3 separate regions of the Mus musculus genome follow, and all the other regions are linked to region 3. The links are chromatin loops, found by intact Hi-C in ENCODE. Cell type or tissue: heart. All regions are shown on one strand.

Region 1 (8,000 bases), 150 kb after region 3:
AACCCACTAAAAACTGTAAAAAAAAAATAACCAACCCACCAGACACAGAGACTGAAAAAAGGAACAGGTGTTTGCAAGGATTTGGAGAAATGAGAGCCCTTGTTTGTCAAGTTGATTACATCTGGAATTAGCAAAAGTCCAAGCAGCTGGGCACACGTAGGAAGGATTTTTTTTTTAATCATTTGATGTGGGAAGACCCTACTTTTAATCTGGATCTTTGGAGGTGGGAAGATCCACCTTTAATGTGGGTCACACCTTTCTGCGAGCAGCTTAGAAGACATGGAAGAAGGAAGCTTGCTCTCTTTGTCTGCTTGTCCTTGCTCTTGTTGGCAAGTCCATTCCTTCACTGGCATTACAGCCTACTTCTGTGGAATTCTGGTGCATATTGAAGACCAGCTGAAGCATCCAGCCTCGTAGACTGAACAACTAGTAGATTCTGGGAACTTCCATTGGGAGACAGTCATTGTTGGACCAGCTGGGCCACAGCCTGCAAGCCATTCTAACAAATGCCCTTTATGTGTGTGTTTGTTCTGTTTTCCATATTAACGGCACCATTTTGCATTTAAACCAACATGGTTCACAGTAGCCAAGATATGACGAGCATGTAAACAGATAATGCAAATATACCGATTGCTATCACATATGACATAGATGAACCTTGGGTTTACACTGTGTTAAGTCAAATAAGCCAGTCATAGAGCAGGAATGCTGCATGCTTCTGCTTATATGAGGCACATGGAGACAAACTGATAGAAGCACAGCGGGTTGTTGGCAGGAGCTGTTGTACATTGTGTATACATTGTATTAGCTGCCGGATGAGATCAAGGGATCCCTTGCACAACATTATACCTATAGCTAACAGTGCTGTGCTATGCAGTTAACAGTTCAGCTCTCATGTTAAATGCTCTTACTGTGATAAAAAAAAAAAAAAAAAAAAAAAAAAAAAAAAAAAAAAAAAAAAAAAAAAAACCAAACCACTGAATAGGGGGCTAGAGAGATGGTTCAATGGTTAAGAACATTTGCTGCTCCTGCAGAGGACTGGAGTCTGCCTCCTAGAACCAACATCCAGCAAACCATCTGTAATTCCAGCTCCAGGGACTCCAACGCCTCTGGCTCTTGTGGACAACTACACTTGCGTGCACATATCCACAGGCAGGCACACATACCTACATTTTTTTTTCAAATAACCTAATACACCAAATATTTCTTCACAGATAGTTATAACAGAAGAAATATGGATGGCGTTGAAGGAGCCAACCAGGAAGTTCAGGTGGATCCTGACGTGGTTCTGTTACAGCCTGGTTCTGTGCCTTTCAGTGGGTTTCTAAGTCCCCCATCATTTGCCTATTGTGAGATGGTAAAACTGGAGTAGTACTAGACAGTGGCTAATGTGTTTAGCTTGCACTGTCTCTCAGGTTCCCTCTGAAGCCATGTCTACACCACCACAGCCCGTGCCTTCCAGGGTTCCTCAGTCTAAATTCACTTCGCTGTTCTTTCCTTAACAAATCAATGGCTCTCTTTGAACTTTGTCCCTTTTATTTTTTATCTATGAATGCCATTCATGGGATCAGTACACTTACCTGCCGTACTGACAGTCTCTTGAAAACATTATCAGATTTAGGCTGTGTAGATAAGAACCCTGAGGCTCACAAGGCAGAGTCTGGATAAAGCCAACTGCTTCATTTTGGTCCGCACTAAACCTAGCTCAGTTTGACATGACATGCTTTCTCAAGACCCACTGCTCTGTTTCAGTCTTTTGTTCTGAGGCAGTCAGGCAACAAGGTCCAGGCTGGCTTGTAAACGCCACCTCTTGAGTGTGCCCCTGTTGATGAAAATGAAAATGGACACATTTGCTCTGGGAGTGCCAGTTGTTCCTTCAGTAATTATTTATTTCAGCTGTACTGCAATGAGGACAGAAGACATGGGTTTTTCATTCTCTGCATTGCTTCCCTTTCAGCCACTTTTAATAGTAATGCTTTCCTCTAGAAGCTGTAGGCTTCTCAGAAGCTACAAACACAAATGGCTCCAATAGTCAGTCAGATAAAGACAATGAGTAAGAAGTCTATGTCCAGTGGTGGCTGAGCAAGAAGGCTCAGGTGCCCCAGGTTTTCCAGATAGGCACCTAGACTTTCTTCCCTTCCTTCCTCCCTCCCTCTTTCTTTCTTTTTCTTTCTTTCTTTCTTTCTTTCTTTCTTTCTTTCTTTCTTTCTTTCTTTCTTTCTTCCTTCCTTCCTTTCTTTCTTTCCTTCCTTCCTTCCCTCTCTCTCTCTTTCCTTCCTTCTCTCTCTTTCTTTCCTTCCTTCTCTCTCTCTTTCTTTCTTTCTTCAGACGAGGAAGGATTAATTTCGGTCTATGGTTTTGGAGGTTTCAGTTATCTTTGTCTTCATTGATTCTTGGCCTGAGTGAAGCCAAGCATCGTGGTAGTGGGAGCATCATGGAAAAAGCAGGTTGACTCATAGTGGACAGAAAGAAGAAAGAGCCAACGACAAAACAAAACCAACAACAAAATCCCTACATTAAAAAAAAAAAAAGAAATATCTTGATTTACTTAATTTTGTTATCTAGTTAACCTACAGCTTTTTAAATTACCAAACCACCACGTGGGCTAAACAGTAGATTTTGCTGACTCAATTAATTTGGACCGTTCTTTCAAAGCCCTCTGTGAACCCAGGCTTCTCAGGTTGAACACCTCTTTTATGAAGATGTCCACCATACACCTGCACTCCATGGGCACTCATACAAATTATTTTGTTTTTGTTCCCCATACCTAGTTCTGTCGTTCATTTCATGTTGGTTTGAATGCCACACCCTCTCAACTGTTTCTTTACTCTTTTTTTTTCCCCTAGATTTGGGTAAATGCAAAAGCCTAAGGGTAAGGAGATCGAGCCTGTAATATTACAGGAAAAAAAAAAAAGAGTCTGTTCATGCTGACACGTGACTGAAGAAAATTTCGGTGCTGTGAACGAAAAACTAGGAATTCTGTTTAGAATTGCATGGTTTCTGGTTTCTGCCAGGACAAAAAAAGAAAGAAAGAAAAAAAAAAAAAGAAGAAAAGAAAATCGGTCCGTGCCGGAAGGAAAAGCCCTGCTGAGAGGATACACACAGAGACAGGCAGCGCCAAAGAGACCGCTTCTTTCCCCCCACCAGAAGCAGCTATAAAATAGCATATTCATCCTTTTTCTGAGTGATTACTGCCCGTTTACCGACGAATACTAGGTCTACTTTGCCGTTTTCATTTGTTACTGGGAGAGCACAGTATTGAACGGACCTAGCCTCGTGATCTCGTCCAATGCCTTGTTACTCCTGGTTTTTCCTCACCTCCTCAGAATCGATTATGTCCAATCCAGAACCGATCTCAGCTCTCCCCAGACCCTCCTCAGATTCTTTTGGCGGGAATATAAACCTTACAAAGGGGTTTCCTCTTCCATGCCCCATCCTTTTTTCCTCTGACGTGCCTTCCTCCCGATCTACCAGTAAATCTGGCTTTGTCCGACTGCAGGTTTTTTCCCCTCTGGTGATCTTTGGCTGATTTGGCTTTGACAGGGGACTGGTTAGTATCAGAATCTCTAATCAGATCGCTCTTTGCTAAATGTTCCCTGGCGCTGTAGAGATTTACAATCCCTAGTAGCCCAAACCAGAAACAAATCCTTTCTGCAATTGTTCCATCAGCCCCCTCCCAACCCCAATATCCTCTTAAAGCCGGCTTTAATCATTTTTATCTGGGTCACACTCTAGAGCTTTCATTTTAAAAAGGTTTCACTTTTGAATCCCCGGGTCCCTATTAAAATGCAGCAGATGGGAAAGTGTGGGGCTTTGACCTTGTCAAAAGCAAGGATTTTAAAAAAAAATGCCCTAGCTCAATCGCAAAGAGGGCATCACACAACAAAAGCTTTTTCAAGGAAGCCAATTTTTTTTTTTTTTTTTTTTGTCCTTGCTTCTCCCGGTGTCCCCGAGGCACAGGTGCGGAGGCGAGGAGAACGCATCCTTGCTCTCCCAGGGTCACACCCTAAGCCCTTCCAGCCCTTGGAAGGCTCGGGACCCTGCCCTGCGCGGCTCTGGATCTCCGTCTTGTGTCGCGCGCGGCCTTTCCCGGGTGGCCGGAGCCGAGGAGCAGCAGCAGCAGCAGCAGCAGCATCGGCCTCCGACCGGGACCCGCCCCCGGGCCGCGGCGCCCACGCCCAACGCGGTCCGCTGCCCCGGCGCAGTGCAGCAGAGAGCACACTCCAGCCCCGGGCCGGGTCGGGCCGGGCCGGCGCACGCGCATCGGGACCCGCGCCCTCCGCGGCGGGAGGGGCTGAGGGGGCGTCCCGGGGGCTCGGAGGGAAGAGGAGGTGGCGGCGGTGGCGGTGGCGCCGCGTCGCCCTCATCCGGGCTCGCGCTCGCCCTCGCGCTCGCCCTCCGCCTTGCCGAGCCCCGCGAGGCTGAAACGCTTTCTCCCAGCATGCAGCGGGAGGAGGGATTTAACACCAAGATGGCGGACGGCCCGGATGAGTACGAGACCGAAACGGGCTGCGTGCCCCTTCTCCACCCGGAGGTGAGGGACGGCGCCGAGCGCCTTCCCGGGACCCTGCGGTCCCGCGGCCTCGCTCCCTCAGCCTCGCCCGGGGCGGCGGCCGAGGCGTCCGGCGCGGTGACCTGTGGCGGGACCCCGGGGGAGGCTGAAGAAAGCGAGTCCAGGCCCGAGCGCGGCGGCGAGCGAGCGGATAACGGGGGAGGAGATAGCGGGGCGGGCCCGGCCGGGGCGGGCTCTGGGACGCCGTCCCTGGCGGTGCCTGGAGGACAGAGGTGGGGATGGCGATGGTCCTGTGGTGTCGCCGCGCTGCCTGCGGGTGCAGGGGCGACGGGGGCCTGCTGACACTTTGGAACCTCGGCCGGAGCCCCTGGTCTCGCTCCAAGCCTCCCCAGGCAGGGGAGGCAGCCGATCTGCTGTTTGGTTTTAACTCTCTCCTCGTCCCCTCTTTCTCGGTGGCGGATGACACGACCCTTCCCATCAGTTCACTCGTTCCCCGGGGATCGTAGTTTTCCTGGGCAAAGTGATGTCCTTCCAGATTATGCCATAGCAACCAGCTCGCCGCTGGGGACAGCGAATTTCGGGGTGTGTTTGCCCTTAGGCTATTAAAAAGAAAAGAAAAGAAAACAACAAAAAAACAAAAAGAGAGAGGGTCTGAACTTTGGCGAATAAACGCACGCACCCATTAGCTTGTCACAAAGTAGCGCTGTTTGGGGACTGTCAGGGAGGGTAGACAGCGCAACACGTTTCCCACCGTTTTTTCTTTTGTATCTCCTGGACGGGAACAGTTTTCTCTGCCGGAGCCGTCAGGTTCTGCCCGTTGTTTACCTCCCAGTTTGTAGCTGAGTTTGTGTTTAGTAAAGGCCTGGAAGCAATTCTTTGTGTATCCAGGTTTGTTGATTATTATTATTATTATTATTATTATTATTATTATTATCATCGGTGCACGGTGAGATGCGGGGAGGGCAGGAAAGTGTAGCGCAGCTTCCTGCAGAACTCAGGTCGTGTTTTGAGGTTGAGAATGGTGTCCAGATCCGTGGTGTTCGAATAAACGTGGTTACTTTGCATTCGATTGATTTTATTTCTTCCTGGCTTTTGTGTCTTGTTTTTTTTTTTTTAATTGTAAATACAAAGGACCACTTTCGTATTAATACCCTATTATCTCTTAACTTGATCATACACACACACACACACACACACACACACACACACACACATACACACACACACACAAACTGAGACAGTTTCTTAGAAATATATGCTGAGACAAGTCTCATTAGAAAAGACTGTTTTGGGTTTCTGACACAGCTATGCAGTAAGAAGAAACTTTCTGAAAAATTAAAGTGGCAATAAACTTAGAAAGATTTCTTTTGGTTTACACAAGGTCCTAAAATATGTCCAGAAAGTTTTCAGATGTTGTGTTGTATTTGGGGTTAAGGAATATTTCTGCTCATCGGTTCCTGTGGGTATATTTCAAGCACTTAAAAGTGTCTTATGTATTTTAATGTACTGTGGCACTCAGTGGATGTTTGGAGGTAGAGAGAGACGGATTAGGAGCTCAAAGCTATCTTTGAGAGTATAATGTGTTGGAAGCCAGCTTGTGGCTCAGTGAGACCAAACTATACACACACACACACACACACACACACACAAAAAAACAAAAACAAAAACAAAAACCTTTCCTCTTTGTAAAAATGTATGTTGTTTGTTACCCTAAACATAATTTTGCAGGGTGTGGTCATTCACACCCAGTACTTGGGAGTCAGGAATGTCTCTGAGTTTGAAGTCAGACTAATCCACATAGCAAGTTCCAGGCCAGCCAGGGCTGCATAGGGGCACTGTGTCTCAAAACAGTTGTTGTTTTTCTTAACCTACTAGTAAATCTAGAGATTGCTTGGTATATAGAGAGCTTGAACTTAAGGTGTCACCAGTCTGTTATTTAACAGATGGAATCTTACTAGAAAATCAACTTCCCTATTGCTCAGAGGTGAAATTGGTAAGATAGAGACTTCTTTTGCCAAGTAAGCACTAGGTCTAGTAAGTGTAAGTCTGGAACGTTGGGGACCGACTGAAATAGTCCTCATTTTCTGTGGTTAGTTAATTGCTCCTGCGGTAGACCTGATGCACTCCTTACAGTGTGCTAGGAGCAGAACGGGGCATGCTGTTTGTCTAGAGTGTGTGAAGTTGGGATGATGATGATGGTAATGATGCTGCTTAACTAATGGCCCATTAAGGAGATAATGGAGAGCCCAGGCTTTTGTGTCACACTGACTGGGTTACCTTTCTGTCACGGCTTCTGTTTTATTTATCTCCATCCCTTCCTGCTCTTCTTCTTTCTCTCCCAGGCGTGGTGCCTTGTAGCCTTCAACTCCCTCTGTATCTGAGAATGACCTTGAATTTCTAGTTCTCTTACCTTGGATCAGCTATGTGCCACAACACCCAGTTTACGCAGTGCTGGGGTTTGAACCCAGAGCTTTGTGCATACTAGGCAAGCCCCTGTTACCAGCACCTCATCCCTAGTCCTGGATTCTAATTTGGAATCCTCAATAATTAAATGATAGAAAGTAAAAACTTCTTAAAGCTTTTTTCCTATTTGTTCATCAGAAACTATCGATGTTTCCAGACTTTGTTTAACCGTACGGGAATATATGTCAAAATTCATCAATGAACACACTTTAGGGGCTCTGGTAAGGGCATCTTTCCACGCTTACTATCAGAAGAAGTGTTGCTTTCTTTTTGAGTAATTTAGAAATTTATATGTATTGAAGTTTTTTTTTTTTTTTGGCAGGGCGGGTGAGACAGGGTATCTCTGTGTAGTCCTAGCTGTCAGAGAACTCATTTTGTAGACCAGACTGGCCTTGAACTCACAAAGATCTGCCTGCCTCTGCCTCCCAAGTCCTGGAATTAAAGGAGTATACCACCACCACCACCCAATTTACGTGTTTTTTTAATTTATTGGATTTACATTTTGTAGAAAAGTTTCGTTTTACTTTTTTCTTTGGATTTAATACTGTCACAAAAAATATTTTCTAAGTATTTGTTAGACGGATAAATAATTTGTAGGATAAGAGAGTTTAGCTGCTAGCAAACATGCAAATACACCTGTAATAAACATGCCTGAGGAGATGAAACAAAAGCTAGGGAGAGCTACACAGCAAGACTGTGTCCCTCCAGGTTAGATAGGTGTCTAGATAGGTGGTTAGAATCAGATATTGCTAATTCATTGATTTGTGTGCAAACTGCCCATCACTAAACCCTTTTAAGACAGATATGCAGTTACTGGGCAATGAAACATTTTTAGAGGTATTTTTGGTAAGAAAAATCTTACTTTTTAAATGAAGTGCCATTTATTTAGTTAGTCATATAAATACTTGTTTTTTGGATTTGGACCAGGTGTGGTACTAAATTCAGAACTCTGTGTGTGTGTGTGTGTGTGTGTGTGTGTGTGTGTGTGTGTAAGGTCAAGGAGAAGCACTATTCTTTTTAAATG
Region 2 (8,000 bases), 56 kb after region 3:
CTCAGGAAGATGAGGCGGAAGGATCAGACTGTCACACCCAGCTTCATAGTGATTTGTGACAATCCAAGACTACATGGGACCTAGCATGTGTGTGTGCGTATGTAAATGTATGTACATGTACACACACACACACTAATCACATCCTGACAGTCTTTCACCCATCACGAATTATTTCCCCAAGTCTCTTCCCCAAATACCATCAAATTGGAGATTACAACTTTACTGTGTGAGTTTGTTGGCAAAGAAATATCCAGTTTATGCATTGTTTATCAGAAGGTAATAAAGAGAATACGCTTTTCTAACTACCTTCATACAATTTCCTATTAAAAAAAAAAAATCTGCCGGGCGTGGTGGCACAGGCCTTTAATCCCAGAACTCGGGAGGTAGAGGCAGGCGGATTTCTGAGTTCGAGGCCAGCCTGGTCTACAGAGTGAGTTCCAGGACAGCCAGGGCTACACAGAGAAACCCTGTCTCAGGAAAAAAAAAAAAAAAGAATCCACCAGAGAAGCCCAGTGCACTCTCATAAGCCCAGCACACGGGAGTGTGTCAGGAAGATCAGAAGTTCAAGGCCAGCCTCAGTTACGTGGCATGCTTGAGTCTAATCTGGCTGCATGAGATCCCATCTCCCAAAACAATCGAGTAAACAAAACAAAACAAGGACCCAAGATGGTATGTGGGTAACCCAGGATGCCTGGAATAAAATTTAAATGGACCTGTATTAGATATAATACCTATATGTCATACTTAATATCTACACTGTAGTTGTTCATTCAACAAATGTTTATCAGGGTTCCTTAGAGTCACAGAATTTATGGAATGTATTTATATAGTAAGAGAAATTATTGGGATGACTTACAGTCTGCAGTCCAACTAAGCCAACCATGGGCAGCTGTGAATGGGAAGACCAAGAATCTAGTAACTAACTGCTCAATCCCATGAGCAGTTTCACCTGGTCTCCTCTATACGTTGGAATCCTGAAGAAATAGGTTCCAACAGATGTGCTGGCAAGTATGTGCAAGCAGGCAAACAAGAATAAACACTTCCTTTTTCCACCTACTAATGTAGGCCTCCAGCAAAAGGGATGGCCCAGATTAACGGTGTGTACCACCACACCTGGACATTTTCTTTACTTGGAACTTGCTCTGTCCCAGAACGGTCTTGAACTCAGAGATCTTTTTGCCTCTGTCTCTGGGATTAAAGGCCAGTACCTCCTTTTCCTGGGCCTAAATTTTTCATGGCTACTATGTCTCAAGATCTGGATCGAAAGCCTGTGTCTTCCAGCCTCAAGATCTCAAACACGGGTGTGCCCTCCGTTTCTGGATTGTAATTCATTCCAGATGTAGTCAAGTTGACAACCAGGAATAGCCATCACACTTGGTAACTTTTTTTTTTTCTTTTTTTCTTTTAGATAGCTCACATTGTCCAAGCTAGCCTTGAGCTACCTATGCAAATAACAATGACCTCAAATTTGTTATCCTTTGTCTCCTCCTCCAGAATGCTGGGATTACAGGTGTGCCAGCCACCGTGCCTAGCAGCTTATACAGTGGCAGGGGTCACACCAGGGTTTCATGTATGTTAGGCTAGCACTGTATCAGCCGGACAACCATTTCCCAGCATCTCTTACTGGCCTGGAACTCACCGTGTAGACCAGCCTGGCCTCGAATCTGTGGCTCCCAAGACTTGGGATTACAGGTGTGAGCCACCATCCTATGTCCAATATTGTCTGTCTCCTTTGCCTCCGAGTCCCATTTCTGACAGCACAACACTCTCCCTTCGTTCCATTTGCACAATTATAGAACATTATCACCCTGGCCAGCGAAGGCAATAAAGGGACCTTTTAGAGTCAGCACTGAAACCGCTCTCTCTATCACACACCTCAGCAGACATGAAACAGACCCCGTCATTCCCGTTTTAGAAAGAGAACAGCTGCATTTTCTTTGGCCAGAGAGCTTATGGAACCCATGAGGTCTGAAAAGCCTGTTTCCGAAAATGGCCCACTGGAGGACGGAATACAAAGACCTAATTCAATAGCTGGTGGCTTGGTGCTTTTCCTTTTGTGTTAATAAAAGATCTGGATTTTTGAAACATGAATTATCTCCGGTTTATAGCTTAGGTCCCTTTGAGGAGATAAAGCCAGACACCAGGATGCGCTGATCACACTGCCCTCAAGAGCATCAGAGAGGCGCTCTCTGAGTGGCCAGACACATACAGGGAGAATTTCCGCAGACCAGCTGTGTCTCAGGGTACACGGCTCTCCAAAATGTACATACAGAATTTTCAGAGTTTTGGACCTACTTTGGGCAATATAATATAACCAGAGGTATAATCGCACCGCTGAGCAGATATTCACCATCACCAGAGATACAAACGCAGTATTGCTAACACGCTTCTACAACCTCACAAGTATGAGACATCGTGTGTTTGTGTGTGTGTGTGTGTGTGTGTGTGCGCGCGCGCGCGCACATGTCACAGTGCATGCGTGAAGGTCAGAAGTCACCTGAGTGTCACTTCTCTCCTTCCATCAATGGATGTTAGGGATCAAACTCAGGCTACGAAGCTTGGTAGAAAGGTCCTTCCCTTACTGAGCCATCCTGCTAGCCTGACATCTTGCTTTTATGAAATAGTTCTAGTGACGAATGAAGGTGATTCTTTTCCTCTGGTATCCTCCCACTAAAAAACAAAAATACAGACCCCCCCCCCCAATTTTTTTTCTTAAGAGGGTCCTTTATTCTCCAAATTTGGAAATATGCCCTTAAATAAAATGAATTGAGCTTTCTAAATGCTTTTTAAAAAAGATTTATTTATTTATTTTTATGTATATGAGTATACTGTAGCTATACAGATGGTTGTGAGCTATCATGACGTTGCTGGGAATTGAACTCAGGACCTCTGCTCGCTCCAGCCCTGTTTGCTCTGGCCCCAAGATCTATTTATTATTAGATGTAAGTATACTGTTGCTGTCTTTAGACACACCAGAAGAGGGTGTCAGATCTCATTACAGATGGATGTCAGTCACCATGTGGTTGCTGGCATTTGAATTCAGGACCTTTGGAAGAACAGTCAGTGCTCTTAACCGCTGAGCTATTTTTCTAGTCCAGAGCTTTCTAAATTGTTGTTGTCTTTTTTTTTTTTTTAATTCAACTGGCAGATGCCAGAGAGAAAAGAAGCTGGGCATGGTGGCTCATGCCCTTAATCCTCGCGCTTGGGAACCAGAGGCAGGTGGATCTCTGTGAGTTTGAAGGCAGTCTAGTCTATGTAGTAAGTTCTAGACCAGTTGAGGCTACGTAGTGAGATTCTGTCTTAAAACAATAACCAACTGAAGGAAGTAGAGGAGTGTAGAGGTAAAGGAAGAAGAAGAGAAGGAGGGGGAGGGGAAGGGTAGAGAGAGGAGAGACTCAGGGAAGGCTCCCACGTATCACCAGCTGGCCTCAAACTCATTATGTAAGCAAAGATGACCTTAAAAATCTGATCATGCTGCCTCTACCTCCCCAGGGGTGCGTTTACCGGTATACACTGACATGGACTCTGTTTTAGGGCTGCTGGGTATTGAGCCCAAGGCTTCAAGCATGCTCAGCGAGCATTCTACCAACTGACCTACACCCCTACCCTGTGTTTATGTATTTATGTATTTAGTGTGTGCATGCATGGCTGAGAGTGTGGGCGCATGCGTGCCACGGTGCACACGGGGACTTGGTCAGAGGGCATGTTTGAGGAACTGTTTGTCGTCCCTTTTGTTTTGAGGCTGGTCTCTCCTGTTTCTGTTGCTGTGCTGTGTATTTCAGGATAGCCAGGGAGCTTGCGGGTGGTTCTTCGGACTCCACCTCCCACCTCCTGTCTTGTCCTAGAAGAGATGGGATTGCAGGTATATCGCATCCTGCCTTGCTCTTAAAGTGAGGTCCAGGGGTCAGGTTTTTGGGCGTGTGAGCCAGCACTTTTTACCCACGGAGCCATCTCCCTGACCCTTAAAAGCTGAATACGGTGACAATATGCTAATAACAAAGATACTGAGAAGATTCGGACGGCGTAATTTGGTACCAATGTTTCTGGCCCTTCAACAAAACATACATAGTTTTCTCCACGACTGTCCACTAGGTGGCAGACCTTCCGCGGCAGCCTCAATAATTAGCAAAAATTCCCTTTATTGGATGGTGCTGAACATCCTTGAAGATGCTTAAATAGACACACACAAAGAGAGGGGCGGGGGAGCATCATCCGCTTCCTTTTCTTCTTCGGCACTCATCTTTTTGTGGGGTCTCAAGGGCTCTGCCTTGCTGTTTCATTCATGGAGAGACTTTCGTTTTGGAAGGGGGTTGGGAGGTGGAGGTGGGGATAGCTTTTTAGCTTTTTTTGTTTTTGGTTTTTTTTTTTTTTTTTTTTTTTTTTTTTTTTTTTTTTTTTTTTTTTTTTTTGGTTTTTCGAGACAGGGTTTCTCTGTGTGTAGCCCTGGCTGTCCTGGCACTCACTTTGTAGACCAAGCTGGCCTCGAACTCAGAAATCCGCCTGCCTCTGCCTCCTGAGTGCTGGGATTAAAGGCGTGCGCCACCACGCCCGGCGCTTTTTAGCTTTTTGAGACAAGGGTTTTTGTTTGTTTGTTTTTGTTTTTGTTTTTTATAGCCCCAGCTGCCCTAGAACTTGCTTTGTAGACCAGGCTAGCCTCGAAAAACACACATCGGGTACATTTTATCCCCATTTAAAGACTTCAACTATCTCCCTTTCATCTAGAACAGTGGTTCTCAACCTATGGGTTGAAACCCTTTTGGGGGTCAAATGACCCTTTACAGGGGTCGTGTTTACATTATGATTTATAATGGTAGCAAAATTACAGTTATAAAGTAGCAACAAAAATAATTTCATGGTTGGAGGAACTGTATTAAAGGGTCATGACGTTAGGAAGGCTGAGAACCGCTGATGTAGCAGAAGATAGAGCATCTTTAAAGTGGTCTTCCCATCTGGGCAACCTCACTTCCTCTGACATTCCCCACCCTTACTGAGAGCTCCAGCTAGTCACGTGGGCATCAGTCCCTGAGACTCAGGGTCTAGCCCAGTAACCGAAAGGTATTCAAACCCTTTCTATTGATCGCAAAACCAGTTTCTAAAACTGAAAAACTCAATTTAAGAAATTTCTGATGGCCCCAAGAGATGTTTTTATTTAACTCAAGTAACAGTTTTATTTATGGTTACTAGACTTTAGAATGAGCAGAACAAGGCAAGGCGGGATACCATCCCGCTGTCTCCAGCTGCTCACCAATGAAGAAATTCTCAGCAGGAAATAAGTTGTGGGCTTAGTGAGCGTCCTCTGGTTCACAGCTGGTGTGCCATTTACCACCACCCTCCCTTGACACAAAATCTACCTCCTCTCTCAGGGACTTCCTACGCGCTTGTATCTTTGGTAGGAAGAGATGGCTCAGCAGTTGCACTTGCTACCGTTTCAAGACCCAACTTTGGTTTCTGGAACGCCTTATAGCAGCTCAGTTCCCAGAGATTGGATGCCCTCTTCTGGCCTCCTTGGGCACTGCATGAATGTGGCACATGAAATACACTAGGCATTCACACACACACACACACACCAAAATAAATAAGTATTTTTAAAAGACATTTTAAAAGGTGTAAAGATCCCTCAAGAGAGCCGAATGTGGTGGCACATGCTGATACTCCGAGCACTCAGTATGCTAAAGCAGGGAAGTCATGAGTTCGAGGCTACCCTGGGCTGGTGTTCTCCCATCCCCACTAATGTTTTTGTTTGTCTGTTGAGAATTTTATACAGTATATTTTGGTTATTTTTTTTCCTCTTGTTCACCTCTTCCCAGATTCTCCTTCCCCTCCCTACTCACCCAGCGTTCTCTCTTCAGTGCTCTCTGTCTCTGTATGTCTGTCTGTCTCTCTGTATCAGAGAGAGAGAAAAAAAAAGAGAAAGGAGAGAAAGAGAAAGATTGATTCTCTGTGTAGCCCTGGCTGTCCTAGAACTCACTCTCTAGACCAGCCTGACCTTGAACTCAGGGATCCACCTGCCCTGCCTCCTGAGTGCTGGGATTAAAGTCTTGCCAGCACCACCCAGCTCCATCTATTGGTTAATTCCAGGGTGTACCTTACTGACCACCTCAGATATCAGTCACACACATGAGGTGCACATGGTAAACAAAACACTCAAAGATATCAAATAATTCATCTAAAATCACATTGTGTGTGTGTGTGTGTGTGTGTGTGTAGCAATAAGGATTCCTATGCACTCCTGGGACCACAACCTCTGTGTGTCATAATAAATAGTTCCTTGGAGTTTTAGTCACTAGCTTGGCTGACTTTGCCATCACAACATTGTTTGAGGGTTGGTGCTGCAGGGGCGGGTGTGGGGGGGGGGCAGGGAGGAGAGAAATTCTCTACTTTCTCTGACCCGTGAAAACCCTCTTTGGACCTTGGACTAAACTAGAGAAGCTCTGTTGGAGTCTATTCTGTTGGCATTCACTGCGAAGTTCCAGACTCAGGGCCAGCCTGGTGTACATAGTAAGTCCCAGGCCAGCCAGGGCTACAAAGCTAGATTCTGTCTCCTTTAATCCCAGCACTCGGGAGGCAGGTGAATTTCTGAGTTCGAGGCCAGCCTGGTCTACAGAGTGAGCTCCAGGACAGCCAGGGCTACACAGAGAAACCCTGTCTTGAAAAAAACAAAAACAAAAACAAAAACAAAAACAAAAAGAAAAAAAAACCCAACCAATTGGAAATGTGTGATAGGTAGGGGGCTGGGCACGTAGCTCAGCTGGTAGAGCACTTGCTTAGCAATGCGTAAGGCCCTGGGTTGCACCCCAGCAGTATATAACCTGAGAGTGGAGACACAATCCCAGCACTTGGGAGGTGGCAGTCAGAGGACCAGGACTTCAAGGTCACCCACAAGCATACAGTGACTTTGAGGCCAGTCTGAGTTAGAAAACCCTGTCCTTTTTTTTTTTTTTTTTTAAAGAATTATTTGTTTGTTTTGTGTGTATGAGTACACTATAGCTGTCCTCAGCCACACCAGAAGAGGGCATCAGATCTCATTATAGATGGTTGTGAGCCACCATGTGGGTGCTGGGAATTGAACTCAGGTCCTCTAGAAGAGTAGTCAGTGCTCTTAACTGCTGAGCCAACCAGAAAACCCTATCTTTCAAACCAAACAGAACCCTGTAGTGTAGGGACTGGGGCTATGACTCAGTGGTGGAGAACTTGCCTAGTGTGAAAACACTTGCTTCGATTCTCAACGGTGTAAATAACGGTAATGATAAAATCACACTGCAGGACCAGCCCACCCTTGCCTAGAGGAGGATCTTCTGCTAACGTGCAGATAAAAGTGGCCGAAAAGACAGCTGTTCCAGCCTCCTCCAGCCCTGGGAGAAGGTTTTCTAACTCAGGCTGCTGTCAAATTCCCTATGTATTTGAGGGTGACCTCCAAGTCCTCATCCACCCCCTGCTATGCACACCTCCTCCCAGGACCAGAGTGCCGCCATGTCATGCTGTTCCTTGCCACAGAGAAGATGAGTGGCCCAGAAAGTGAAGCCCTGGCATGAGGGTCCCGACCCAGCTTGGTGTAAGACTTCCGGGTCAGGAGCACTATCTACTGCTTCTAGAAGCTTCTGAGAACATCCTAGGGCCCCAGAAGGTCGTTTTGAGCCTTGGACATTGGACAGTAAAAAACAACACCTGGTGAGAACTTGCAACTGATTAAGAAAGTCAGGGAAAGGTAGACTCTGAACTGGGGTCCATCTTGCATGACGGTCATGCGGTTGTTGGAACGTGCAGAATAGCCAAGGCAAGAGATGTAGAAATGTTTCCCTGTGAAATGGAGGGAGATCACTTTCCGCGCCTTGGCTTCATGTGGTGATAACTGAAAACAGATGACAGACAATCCCCACAGAACCTTCCGAAAGGTGTTCAGTATGCACACAGGAAGGAGATGCAACCCACACAGTCAGCTTTAAACTTTTCACTGCCTCTCATGAGGCCTCCACAGAACTCTTCACTCCCACTCCCACTCA
Region 3 (8,000 bases):
AGTAACCTGCTGAAGGGCCCATTACTTGTTTAAGATATACTCAAACTTCCCTCTGTAACTATAATATTGCCATTCCGAAAAACTGAAGAACTCTGTATTTTCACTTTGTGTTTTGTTTGGTTTTTCAAGACAGAGTTTCTCTATGTAGCCCTGGCTATCCAGGAACCCTGTAGCCGAGGCTGGCCTTGAACTCAGGCTTGCCTCTGCCTTGGATTAAAAGCATGTGCCTCTGAGGTGACTGCATAAGCACTGGGATGGGAGAAGAAAAGTTCTTGCTAATGTAACACAAGATAAAAACAACTGTGCTTATTTGTGACGCTGTTTAATGTTTGTTTTGCTGACTGAAACATGGTTGTTTTGTTTAAGCTACATCCATTCCCAACACGATTTTTAGCTTCCTTTTTTCTTGTCTTCTTTTTGTTTTTGCCATGAACTCAGAGATTCACCTGCCTTTGCCTCCAAGTGCTGGGTGGGGTTGGTTAACTTACAGCTCTCCACTGTAAGCTGCCTCCAGGCAGCTCTCCACTGTAAGTTACTCAGGCTGCCCTCTCTCTTAGTTTGCATTTATTCATTAATTTATAGGGGATGGGTCACAGAGGCTGTGTATGGTGATCAGAGGACAACTTAAAAGAGCTGCTAGTCTCCTCCTACCACGGATCAAACTCAAAACACCAGGTCATGAGGCTGGCAAAGCCATCCTGTCAGCAAGTTCAGGCTGATCTTGAAGTCACTCTACAGATCAAGTTGGCTTTGACCTTGTGATCACCTTATCTCAGACTCCCAAATAGCTGAGTTACAGGCCTGTATCACCAGGTCCAATTTTGGTTCACTCTGTCTTCTACGCTCTGAATATACCAATGCACAACCTCCGCCAAAGCCTACCATAAAAATCCCTTTCTCCAAGGAAGTGCCCAGATTAAAGGGCTTCTTCCCTTCATCATCTCACTACTTGTATCTACTCTGAGTGGCACTACCACATACTCCTCTTGTTCTCCAGTCACATGGGTGGAACTACAGGTTTGTTTTTTTGGGTTTTGTTGCTGTTGTTGTTGTTGTCTTCATACAGTAATTGATGAACAATATGGATGGTTGCTATACTGGGAGAGTTTTCACTGACTGGTAAACAAAACGCATTATTGCTTTTGTGGCAAGTACACATCACCTAGGACTACACAGGTAAACTTAGAAGGATGGAGTTCCAGGTTAAGGACTTCTTCCCTATAATTGTGTCTTCTAGAGTCTATCTGATTGCATGCTTTTGTGAGAGTGTGCAGTAAAGGTAAAAGCCTAAAACCTGTTAGCACATACCGCCAGGAAATCTTCCAGTAGCTCTCTTATTTTCCTAGGGTCCCACACCCAGGGAACCTACTTCAACCACAATGCTGCAGTTAAGAACTTCTATCTCCTTTCCATCAGCCACCTACATTCAACTGTTCTCCGAGGTTTCCGGATTCCCCCCCTCCCCCGCCCCCCTTTGGATGTTTGTTGGTTGGTTGGTTGGTTGGGTTTTTGGGGGGGTGTTTTTGTTTGTTTGTTTTTTTTTTGGTTTTTGGTTTTGTTACAGGATCTCAAGGTTAGCTATAAACTCAAGGTAACCCTCCTTTCCCTATCTCCCAAGAGCAGGATCACCAGCAAATGCCACACCCAGCGTCTCAGAAGCTCTAGGCTGTACTTATGGCTCATTTACAGATCATATTTATAAGAATAAGGTATGATCTTATCTCATTCTTTTGATTGCCTGACAACCCAAGATTATTGTTATTCATTGTTGGTTTTTGTTTTGTTTTGTTTTGTTTGACTGTCTGGCATGCAAAGATTACTGTTATTCATGTTTACAACTTTGGATATAAGAATATCAAAACATGACACTTATTGCCATAATGTAAATGTTTTCAAGAATAATATTACAAAACATCTAAATATCAATTCCTTGTCTAGGTTATCGATCGTTGATGGATTAGTAATTACCCAAACCAGATTGAAATATACTAAGACCACTCAATGTTTAGCTAAAACTTGCAATTTGTCCTTTAAAAACAAACATCTTTGTGTAATGGCACATTATGTAAGTCATAATTGTACCACTATTTCCAAAGTAAGATGAAAGAAAACATCTTTTCAAAGGATTGCATGGGTATCTCCAAAGCATATTTTTAACTCTCAATTCCAAAGTGAATTCAGAAGCAAAAACCATTTTACCAAATATCTAAATCTTATGAATGTGTTAAGAAACATTTCTTAGCTCCAAAAATGTAACAAAAGCTAGGCACAGTGGAATACATGTGGAAGTCGGGAGGCTGAGGCAGGAGGATTTTGCCATGCCGGAGCTACATAATGAATACCATGGCCAGCTAGGCAACACAGCAAAACCCTATCTCAGAAAAGAAAAGCAACACATAAAAATGACAATTCTAAATGAACAGACAGACCATTTGCACAGACCACACATTCAGTAATGAGCACAACTCAATGCAAGGAGCAAACCATGTCCAGGTTTAATTAAACAGCATTTCTAGGCACCTCTGTGATCTCTGGGGCTCAAACTGTTCACATGGAATTTGACCGCAACAACGTAATCTCCATAATTAAAGAGCTTTAGGAAGGTCTTAAATTTCATCTATCCCCTTTGCTAACACTTTGAACAAGCACACTGCAGTCATTCTTGCTACCAAAAGACAGAGTACATACTTGCTACCCAAAAGAAAGAGCAACATGTTAGAAATTAGTTGGTCTTTTAATAGAGTGCATTTTAAATTGCATGGCCTTTCCCTTCCTTTTATAAAACCTGTTTTTATAAAACCAGCATTTTAATAATCTCACTGCAAAACAGGTTCTAGCAAGCACAGCAACTGATCCCAGTCTCTCGGCATGATCAAATTTAGATGAAACCCCAGGGGAAGAGAGAGCGTAACAAGCAATTTACCTATACCTCAATTGTTCTCTGGAATTCTTCAAGAGGCAAAAACTATTTTAAATGGTTATCTTGAAAGACCTTTAATTGCACTAATTTGGGGCTGCACTAATTTGAGGTTGTTTACAGTGAAATTACTTTGAAGAATTCCCTGCTAACCCAAGGTATTCTAATACTACTGTTACTTAAGTCTTCCAGCAGCAAAAAGGCACAAACTTCATTAAGTTATTGAAAGCAGATATGCTATCGTCAGATAAGTGTTCCCATCTGTTTAGAGACGAACCCAAGTTAACTTATTTCAGACGGCATTTAGTTAAAATGAAATTAGGTTATGTTTCACGACGCAGATGTCGCTCACAAAGAAGTGTTAAATGACTTTAGTGAATGGAAAATCTGCATCTACTGTTGCTTCGCATCAGCCGGTCTTGAGTGGGTTGCTCAATGAAGCAAAAGCATGCTCCATATGAAACTCCCTGGAACCTGATTACACTCTCCACAGCTTAGCCGCAAACAAAACGTAAAAAAAAAAAAAAAAAAAGTGCAACGAAGACACCGCCTTTTCTCCAGTGTGGCAAGAAGGCCAACGGAGCTGAGGTTTAAGGAACACCGCGACAGTCTCTGCAAAGGCGGGTGCGGTCCGCCTGCGAGCGGCACAACCTCTTCAGGGGCTGTCACAGGAAAACCCCAAGCCTTGCCTTAACCGCCCGGGGCGACAAAGCGCCAGGTTTTCACCCCCTGCGCGGGGGGCTTCCGGCGAGCCCCGGCGTCGCCCTGTCAAACTTCGGGAGGGGCAGACACACTCGGGACCCGGAACGCCGCCGAGCCGCCCCCGCCCCCATCCCAGGTCCCCACTGGGCTTTGTACCGCTGCAGACGCACCTACCGCGGGCCCCAAAAAACACGCCACCCCCGCCAGCCCTGCCAATCTCCCTCTCAGAAGGGACAAAGGAGAGGCAGGAGGGGAACTCGCGGCGCGGGGTACCCACGAGTGCCCACAGCCCGAGCTCAGAACGTAGGACTGAGGGACTACAGTCACCCCAAAAGGCACGACTCCGCTGCTCCCCAACACCGGGCTGAGCGCCACTCACCGATGCGGAGCCCCAGAGGAGGCGGCCCGCAGGGAGCAGGCTTCCGTGGGATCACAGGGACGCCGGAGTCCGGGGCCTTAGTGTCCGGTGGGACCCCCCCTCCTCAACTTCTCTCGGCTGCGGTCGCCCGCGGGAACTGAGAGCCAGCCCGGACGGAGAGCACAGGCGAGCCGCGGCGGGGGCTCGGCCCGGAGCGGCGAGCGAACTCGGGCTCCTCCGCCCGCGGGCCAGGGCGGAACCTCTTCCTTCTCTACCGCTACCGCTCTCGGCGGTGGCCGAGTCGAACGCCGCTGCCGCCCCGGCTGCCGCTGCCGCTGCCGCTGCCGCTACCACCGCCGCCCAGCTGGGAGCGCGTCGCAGCAGAATGCTGTCATCCGCCCTGACACCGCCTTTCTGGGCGCCGCGAGCCGCCACCAGCCTTCACATCCCAAGGCCCGCCCCTCTCGCAGCCCCGCCCCCAGCCCGGGCCTGGGCCACGCCCCCTTCCCGTCACGTGACGCCGCAAGGAGGCGGTCCCCGGGTAGCTTCTGCTGGGCGGGCGCGCAGAGGCAGCTGCTGGCAGCTCGTGGTGATGGCGAGCTGTCATGTCACCTCCCCTCCGCTCCCCTCCCCGCCCTCGAGGTTCCCTCTCAGGAAGCCCTGGGGTGGAGGGCCGGCTACCCGCAGGTCTCTGAAGTGCTCGCTGGGCAGGACCCGCCTCCCGACCTCTGGCCGGGCCCACAGAGGAGGCTGCCAGGAGAAATTGGGGCTTGAGAAGCAGCCAGGAGTCCCTGCTGCCTAAGTTCCAATGACACGTTCACTGTGGTGTCTCATTAGCTGTTGGCCTCACAGGAGGTTTGAGATGTAGACTTCAGTCACGCTGGGATGAAAATAGCCTAGCAGGCTTTCTTGTTATTGTTCCTAGTCATGTTCAGAATCCTGGGTGCCAGCTTTTACAGTCATGAAGTTTTACAGTGAGGTTGGTGACGGTTTTAGCGACGTGGCAAGTTGATAGTACCTCTCAATTTGAACAGAAAGCCTAATTTAACTCTTCGGATTTTGTTGTTGTTGTTGTTGTTTTGTACCTCAACTCTTGGCTTTTTTTGTTTTTTGTTTTTTTAACCATGACCCCAGAAATCCCTCCCCATCCTGTGGAGAGGAAAGGGGCAGAACTCATCACTGGAAGAAAGCCAGTTACAATACAGAAGAAGAGAAAAGCGACCTAACAGTGCAGAAGGAGGAATGAGCTGCCTCTAACAAGGCCATTCTCTACGATAAAAATTCAATTCCTTATTCCTTTATCCTTCTACTCTGGAACCAAGAATTTTTTTTTTAACTTTACACAATTTCCATTACATTTCTTGACAGGAAATCAGATGACATTCTGATCGTTTGGATACTTAAGTAGGCCATAGGATTCTGCCTGTTACTGATGTATTTCATAGCAGCTCTAAAAAATTTGCAGACGTGGCCATTTTGTTGCCCAAAGAAAGAGCAATTTACTGCTCAGTTAAATAATGCCAGGCCGCTGATCTTTAAAACACATCTTGATGCAGCTATGTTAACATTTGAAAAACAATTAGATTTTGTCATGAAGGACTGTTCCAATGAGGGAAAGATTCTGCCACATTCTTCTGTTAAGAAACCTAAGAAATTATATTTGTATTTTACATAAACATAAGGGAAGTTTATTGTTTTCTTGTTTTGTTTGTTTTTCTTGCTTGATTGTTTTGTTTTGTTTTGTTTTTCAAAGAGACAGGGTTTCTCTGTGTAACCCTAGATGTCCTGGAACTCCTTCTGTAGGCTATGCTGGTCTCAAACTCACAGAGAGCTGCCTGGCTCTCTCCTTTCTGAGTGCTGAGGCAGTGCAAGGCAGGAAACATTGTTATGTGATGGCGGTAACGTTCCAGTTTATCAGCAGATTGAAATGTCACTTATCTGAAGCAATGCTGTTTTTTTCAGACTAACAAAAGCCAATGTCATTTTTTAATGAATTGGGTTTTAATGAGATATAATCTAAAAGATAAGAATGCATAATATCTAAACCAAGCAATAATCAGTTCGTGGGAGGCTGGAGAGATGAGGCAGTCAAGAGTACCTGTTCTTGCAGGTCCTGGTTTCTATTCCCAGCACCCATGTGCTGGCTGGTGGGTCCAGGAAATCCCACCTCTTCTGACCCCCTCAGGCACAGGGCATGCACATGCAAGCAAAACACCCGTACACATAAAATAAATCTTTTTTAAAAGTTACCTTGTGAGTAGCTGGCCATAACAGCCCATCTCTGTAGAGTTTAAGACCAGACTGTTCTTTCTACATAGCAAGTTCAGGACTACATAGACTCCTAGAGAGACCCTGTATTTAAAAACAAATAATCAGGGTAAAAGTATGTCCCTTGTTGTTATTTAAATTGTATTTCTTACTGTGACCTGCAGTTAAATATATTTAAACAATTTTCCTAGAATATTAGATAACAAGAAAAATATACCTTCTTGGCTGTTTGGCTGTTTCCTTTGCTTTCACCCTGAGAATTGAAATTGAAGATTGCAACAAAGGAGGCGGCAAATTGCTTTGCCTAATTCCCTTCTGCCTCAGCCCCAATTTCTTCAATTGGCCTTTGAAAATCTGGCCATTTCTGCAGTGTAAAAGAGGGTATGAGCAATAAAGAGACCTACATTAGAGACGTAGCTAATTAGATATGTATCTAGATAAATTACTGTACCGCCAGTTCTGATAAGAGTCGGGCTTTTGACTACAAACTCATTAAGGAGTGGTAGCTTCCCCACCCCACCCCACCCCACCCCACCCCCATCCGTATACTAAGGATTACACAGATTCCTGACAGACTAGTTGTAGCTTTTTAGTTTCACTTAAAAAGAGAAAAAAGAAAAGAAAGTGAGGTGAACTAGGAGGGTCTCAAGAGTTTAAGTCACATAGTGACTAGGCTAAAGACCTGAGTTTGATCACTGGGACCTACTAGGGGGGAGTCTACGCCCATAAGTTGTTTTACACCAACACACACACACACACACACACACACATGCATATACACATAAAATAAATGTGGGTTTTTAATTTTTTAAGGCTAGAGATGTGAATTAATGGTTAAGAGCACCTACTGCTCTTCGAGAGAACCAGAACTCAGCACCCATACTGGGTAGCTCACAACCTCCTGCAACTCTAACCCCCAGAGATCCTATACCCACGACTGGACTCCACGGTTACCTGTACTCACAAACACATAAGTGAAAATAAAATCTTTTTTTTCAAATTGAATGCAAGTAATTGAAAGTAAAGAAGCTGTTGGAAAGCAAATGTAAGTACCTCTTTCAAGCACTTCCATATCTCAATGCTAAAATTTGTCATGAATAATTAGTGATTCTGACATATATCACAGCTGACTAGAATAAATATCATAACCACAATCAAAACAATGCACAGACTTGTAATCTTAGCTACTGAGGAGGCTGAGGCAGGTGGATTGGAACTTCAAATCCAGCCCCATCTAGGGTATCATAGTTTTTGTCAGCCTGACACAAATCTAGACATACCTAAGAGAGTCTCAATTAAGGAATTGCTCCGGTCAAATTGGCCAATGGACTATGGGGCATTTTCGAGATTGCTAACTGACACAGGAGGGCCCAGCCCATTGCAGGAGGTGCTATACAGATGGTCCTGGGTTGTGTAAGAAAGTAGCCGAATTCGAGCCTGAAGGAGAAGCTAGTGTGCAGAGAAGTTATTGGCTCTGCTTCAGTTCCTGCCTTGACTTCCTGCCTTAGTCCGTGTGACAGACTGTGCACAGTAAGCCAAATGAATTCTTTCACCGCCCCCCCCCCCAAGTTGGTTTTTTGGTTTGGCTTTGATTTTGGTCAGAGTTTTATTATCACAGCAACAGAGAGCAAATAAGAACAGAAATTGGTACCAGGAACGTGACGTATTGCTGTAATTAACCTGACCATGTTGTTTTTAGGAAGATTGTATAAGGATTTTGGAACATTGGGCTAAAAAACCACTGGTGAGCGTTCA

Evidence for each region. A loop is a pair of places that touch in the nucleus more often than their neighbours do. Peaks named below come from ENCODE experiments on the same cell type or tissue, not always from the same donor. Only the 100,000 strongest peaks of a DNase experiment are listed, where the experiment ranks them.
Region 1: it touches region 3 in a loop (2.2-fold over the local background); 2 of 42 quality-filtered maps call a loop at or near these places.
Region 2: it touches region 3 in a loop (2.1-fold over the local background); 9 of 42 quality-filtered maps call a loop at or near these places.

Annotation. Positions count from the first base shown.
Region 1 is chr10:111,006,472-111,014,471 of GRCm38, reverse strand. Zdhhc17 (zinc finger, DHHC domain containing 17) reads left to right here and starts at 4,406. Exons shown (of 17, transcript NM_172554.2): 1 at 4,406-4,534. The coding sequence starts at 4,442. In heart, a CTCF peak has its summit at 4,786; DNase peaks (open chromatin) are centred at 3,571, 4,441 and 4,681; H3K4me3 peaks cover 3,025 bases; H3K27ac peaks cover 2,322 bases.
Region 2 is chr10:111,105,054-111,113,053 of GRCm38, reverse strand. No RefSeq gene overlaps it. Among named protein-coding and RNA genes, the nearest start is that of Gm29916, 26 kb to the right of the region's middle. In heart, CTCF peaks have their summits at 4,090 (motif pointing right) and 5,497 (motif pointing left); no DNase peak of the experiment used is centred here; H3K27ac peaks cover 1,021 bases.
Region 3 is chr10:111,161,195-111,169,194 of GRCm38, reverse strand. It overlaps Osbpl8 (oxysterol binding protein-like 8), which reads right to left and starts at 4,393. Exons shown (of 24, transcript NM_175489.3): 1 at 3,999-4,393. In heart, a CTCF peak has its summit at 4,371; DNase peaks (open chromatin) are centred at 724, 3,644, 3,754 and 4,524; H3K4me3 peaks cover 3,547 bases; H3K27ac peaks cover 3,937 bases.